2 separate regions of the Mus musculus genome follow, and region 2 is linked to region 1. A link is a loop called in an ENCODE intact Hi-C map of the cell type or tissue named here. Cell type or tissue: left cerebral cortex. All regions are shown on one strand.

Region 1 (2,500 bases):
ATGAACACCTCAGTAGAAAACACAGAAGACTCTGTGAATAAAGTATTAAAATAAACCTTACAGACAAAAAAGGGAGCGTAATAAAAAGTAAGAAGCGATGATACCAGTTTGGGGAGGGGGGGACTGGCTCTTCCGTTCCACTTTATTTTATACTTTCCTCGTTTTGCAAAATTCCTATCGTGAACATATTCTATTGTTTGTATAATGAGGGAATGAGTCAAGGACAAAGAAAAACATAAAACTAGAATATTAATATTAATACAATCAAAGTAAGTTAGCTAACTCCCAGAGATGCATTTTCAAACCCAAAGCTGTTGAGAAGGCTCCTCAGTTAAAAAGAGCTTGGCGCTCAAGGCTGACTTCAATCCCAAGAATTCCAGTAAAGATGGGAAGAAAGAAGTGACTATATAAAGCTAAGCTCCCACCCATGAGCATGCGTGCGCGCACACACACACACACACACACACACACATACACACACACACACACACAACGGTATTGATCAATTTGGAATTTTTAAATTCAGTCTCAAAACAATAGTTTCCAGTTATATGACAGGAGTTAGAAAGCAAAGGAAAAATTAACGGGTGTGATTACCAGTTTGGGAGGGGGTGTCTTAGTTTGGTTTGGAAGTTTCATATATTAAGCACCCAGTACATTTAAACAAGTTTTTTAATAATTTATTTCCCTCATTGGGCATAAAAGCTAATTTGTATTTTTTTCCAGAAAGGCCCTCACCTTTTTGTCCTGAGGTGAATTCCTACTTCCATTGATTTTTACATAACCAACGTGTGCAACTCTGAAGTGGGAAAGCTAAAGCCCAAACGCTTAAGGCTAATACTAGTTGGAGAATAGTGTTGGCCCTCTTTAATGACCTCTTTTTCTTTAAAGAACAAAAAGGGTTCGTGTGTGCGCCAGTCCTCAAAACTCCAACAAAGACTGGGCTTTGGATGAGGAGAGGCTCCTGAAATCCAAGAAAAAGAGAGCTTAAACTCTAAGGATGAATTCACCAGGGAAAAGTGCTCCAATGAGTTTACCTGGAACATGGCTCAGTTTAAGTCGACTCCCCATCCCCCTCCTATTTTACTGTTAAGAAGTACTTACTGATCAGCACGTCGTGGAACAAGGGGAAATTTAACAGCTCTGAAATTCAACCCGGGAAATTACTAATACATTTATGAAGTATGTGTAAAGGGGAGTCTCACTGGTTTTTAATGCTTCACCTTCTGGCTTTCCCCTCATTTACTCGGCGCAGCTTCCACTGACGTTATCACAGGGCCACCCGTCCAACTTCAGTCAACTGATTTGTTCTGAAACGTTCATAAAGGTAAAAAGCACGTCAAAGTTAAGCTAAAGCTAAAGCTTTCTTTCCATTACTTGGAAAGGAGCTGGAGCGCGGGGCTCCAACCTCTGGAAGCAGCAGCTTAAGCGCATTGGGCGGCAAAGGGCGAAAACGCACACCAACTTCTTCGCCCAGACCGTCTGGACTGCACTTCGCTAAGAAGCCCTAGAAACCTGTGGCGGGTCCAAAGCAGGAGCAAGCCGAACCTGGCCTCGGCTGCGCTTTCCCAGCGAACGCCGCCCCAGCCCTGTCCTCTGGAGAAGCGACGCGGGCAGCCAAGCTCCCCGCTTTCAAAGCTGGGTGGGCTTGGCGCCGCTTGGCAAGGAAACTTCGATCGGCAGCCTGGGGACCCTGCTCCCCAGAACAGGGCTGGGCTGCCGAGGAGATGCCGCCCCGCTCTGGCAGGAACCAGGCTGTCCACCACCTCCTTCAGTGGCGGCCGGGCAGAGGGAACGCCAGCTCCGGGGACCGCGGTGGCAGGCGAGCGTTCTTCCCTGCTCGCCGTACCGGGGGGCTCCTCGGGTGGGCCGGCGGCCGGTGAGCCGGGAAGGACCTGTTGGGGAAGGGAAGCCCATTTGCCTTTACCTGTCACCGAGGTCCGGCGCGGCGGAGCCCGTGTCCACCGGCGGTGGGCAGCGCGCTCAGTCGGCTCTGGCGTTCCACACGGCGAGTAGAGCTAGCGCCCCACGTAGCCGGCAGAGCTTCATTCACACAGCCCAGCCGGGAGGAGGGGGAGCGGAGCGGGAGCGAGGCTCATGTGACAGGCGCCTTGGAGTATTAGCTCTGCCAAGACGGCGTCTGCGCATGCGCGCCACGGAGGGCCCGCTCCAGGCACCTCGGGCCGGCCAGGGGGGAAAGCGCCACCGAGAAGCAGCAGCTGGGAGGAGCTTCGGCATGCGCAACCGCAATAGGGTAGTCGGGCTTGCAGCCATATTTAATGAGGACTGGGCGGATCCAACCCAAATGCGGGGCGTGTCAGTTGCATTTGGGGGAAAAAAAAAGCAATGCTCCCTTCGGTTTCATTGTTTGCAGATTGCCTACCTTGGTTTTGCTTTTGTCTTTAGAACAAACTGTTTATCCTGAGTATCTTGCCCACAGCGGACATCAGACCACAAATTTAAGCCTCCCTTATGCCAGGCATTGTTCTGGCTAATATAC
Region 2 (2,500 bases), 130 kb before region 1:
TCCACCACCATTGTATGACTTGTTCCCTGTATTGAAGAGCAAACAGATATTAGTACACTGGACAGCCAACATTTTTAATGTCCCCGTAAACTATCTGATGATTACGGTTATGGTGCAATGCGATCACCTACTGAGATATCCATCACATTCACAGGTTTCTGTGATCGAGGCTCAAATAAGGAGAAACTAAGGACACTATGAATGGACAGGGACCCAGGACAGTAATAGTATAAAGAAAGAAATGACAGAAGCTGGTGTGTAGTGGGAAAAGTATCTACAGAACAGAAGACAGGAAGGAGCTTGGAGCAGTTTAGGTATTTCAGTTTATGGAAAGGAGATGAAAGGCTCTAAGGCTTTGCAAATGTATCACATCAAGAACCATCTTATAGTTCGTAGGGCAGTAACTTAATCCTATGAGGTAGTTTTTTACCCAGTTGGAGACTTGAAAGAAAGAATGCTGGCCTCTTCAAGAGTTAAGCTGATTGGAATGTACAAATTTTCCTTCAGTAGATAGAATGCTTTGATCTCCAATATAATGGGCTGGTAGAGACTTTTTCACAGTATGTCCGAAAGTTAAATATTTACAAGTAGAGATTTAGACAACAATGCTTGGCTTAGCAATGAACTGTCCTTCCTTGATCCTTGAACTAAGCAACATCCGAGTTCGCTCACTCACTAAGCATGGTTTTTAGTCTGCTTGGTATTTAGTTTTTTTTTATTACAGCTACTTAGGTGTGGATATGTTTCATCTTCCTTTTCTAGACTAGCAGATCTTCATTAGTTTCTCTCTATTGAATTTATCATAGCCTTCCTACAATGTCTTCCTTTCCCCTTTGAGTCAAATCTCACTACATTACCCAGACATAGCTACAACTAGTGATTGCCCTATCTCAGCCTCCTGAGTAACTGGTGTTATAAAAATGCGTCACCATCTCTTGCTCCCCACACTGCCTTAGCACATATGTGATAGTAAACATCAGATGATCCAAAATGCATTCAACAAATGGCAAGGATGAGGGAATATTTAAAACTAAGCAGTTGTACTGACACATGGTAAGTATTGCTTATAAACTTGTTAAAATATTTTGGCAACATCATCTGATGGAACAATATTTTGCTAGTAAACTAGAAATGTAAAAAACAGCATTGAGGAATCTATATAAATGCACTCAGGGAGACTGCAGAGTAATTCCATCATTCAACCCACACAGCCAAATCTCTCATTTGCTACACCAATCTGGCAGGGACAAAGGCTTCCTCCAGACTATTCGCTAATCAACCTCTCTTCAGCAAAGGCCCAAGTTGGCCTCAGCTGACTCTTTCTCTGTCACCTCCCTGCCCAACGCAGCTAGCGGCACATTCATGGCAGAAGTTTAAATGAACAACATAAATGGAACCTGTTTTACCAACTGGAAGTCTGCTGACTGCCTAATTCAGCACACTTTTTACAAGCAATTCGGAGGTTTGAAAGGAAAAACTCAGCAAGTCCTAATCATCTGCGGGTGGGTGAGTCACTGGAGTGGCTTGGAGGAGGTGAGCAAGTTAATCTTAAAACCTCAAACCAAAGTCCTTTTCCTATCTTCACTTCTACCTGGCTGTAAAATGGATGTCTGCTGAATCACCACCCAGCCCAGCCTACCCTGTCCGTGGCATGCTGATAAAGAAGCAAGCTGCTACGCTCAAGAGCTTGGAGGGAAAAAAGGGGCAGAAAGAGAAGAATGTGTGTGGGAAGGAGAGAGCTGAATGAAGCTGTTTCCATCCTCAACTTAAAATGCTGACATGAACGCAGGACAGCAAACAACCAGAAACTGACTCCTTCAAAGCAGGTTAATGCTTCCATTGAATTTCTAGTTTCAGAGTTCTCCTTTCCGGAAAGGGGTTGGGGGTGGGGGGACAGGATTCTGTGAAAGATTTTAAGAAGCATCAGATAGCTATCTAAGGTTACAATATATACCAAACGAGCTCCTCCACCACCCCCAGCTTTGAGGCAAAATGAAGCTCTGCAACAGCGTCCTGGCAGGAAAAAGAGAATCCTATTACATCATAGGTAACATGAGCACCACGGCATCCTCCTTTGTCGTCTGTCTCCTGCTAGAGAGGCAATTATCAGGCCGTAACGCGCGGGCAGGCAGTGATTAGAATCCTACTACAGACTGCTTGCAATTCTCCAGATCCCCTGCTCCCGGAGCATGCTTCAGCCTGGGCTGGCTCAGTCTGCTTACCTTCGTTCACAGTTTTCTTTTTTTCTGCCTCAAGGAAGAAACAACCTTGGCAGCCCGCATTTGCTCATTTAGGTTGAGGTGCTTTTACAGGACGCCCGCTCTGGGGAGCTTTAGAAGGGCACTTGCTGCTTTCTCGGCTTTTAACAGCAACAAACGCCACCTAAAGAGCCACCAGTGCTCCCGGTTGGTCAGAGTATGATGTCACCGATGAGATCACATGACCAGACCCTTGGACCGGCCTTGGAGAAAGGAAGATTTTTTAACCTAGCACAGAAGCC

Evidence for each region. A loop is a pair of places that touch in the nucleus more often than their neighbours do. Peaks named below come from ENCODE experiments on the same cell type or tissue, not always from the same donor. Only the 100,000 strongest peaks of a DNase experiment are listed, where the experiment ranks them.
Region 2: it touches region 1 in a loop (15-fold over the local background); 11 of 42 quality-filtered maps call a loop at or near these places.

The regions. Positions count from the first base shown.
Region 1 is chrX:7,317,179-7,319,678 of GRCm38, forward strand. Clcn5 (chloride channel, voltage-sensitive 5) reads right to left here and starts at 2,180. Exons shown (of 14, transcript NM_001243762.1): 1 at 1,928-2,180. In left cerebral cortex, no CTCF peak of the experiment used is centred here; DNase peaks (open chromatin) are centred at 1,016, 1,315, 1,799 and 2,153; H3K4me3 peaks cover 1,348 bases; H3K27ac peaks cover 821 bases.
Region 2 is chrX:7,186,310-7,188,809 of GRCm38, forward strand. Clcn5 (chloride channel, voltage-sensitive 5) reads right to left here. Exons shown (of 14, transcript NM_001243762.1): 4 at 1-26. Among named protein-coding and RNA genes, the nearest start is that of Mir500, 50 kb to the right of the region's middle. In left cerebral cortex, no CTCF peak of the experiment used is centred here; DNase peaks (open chromatin) are centred at 978, 1,493 and 2,286; H3K4me3 peaks cover 1,581 bases; H3K27ac peaks cover 450 bases.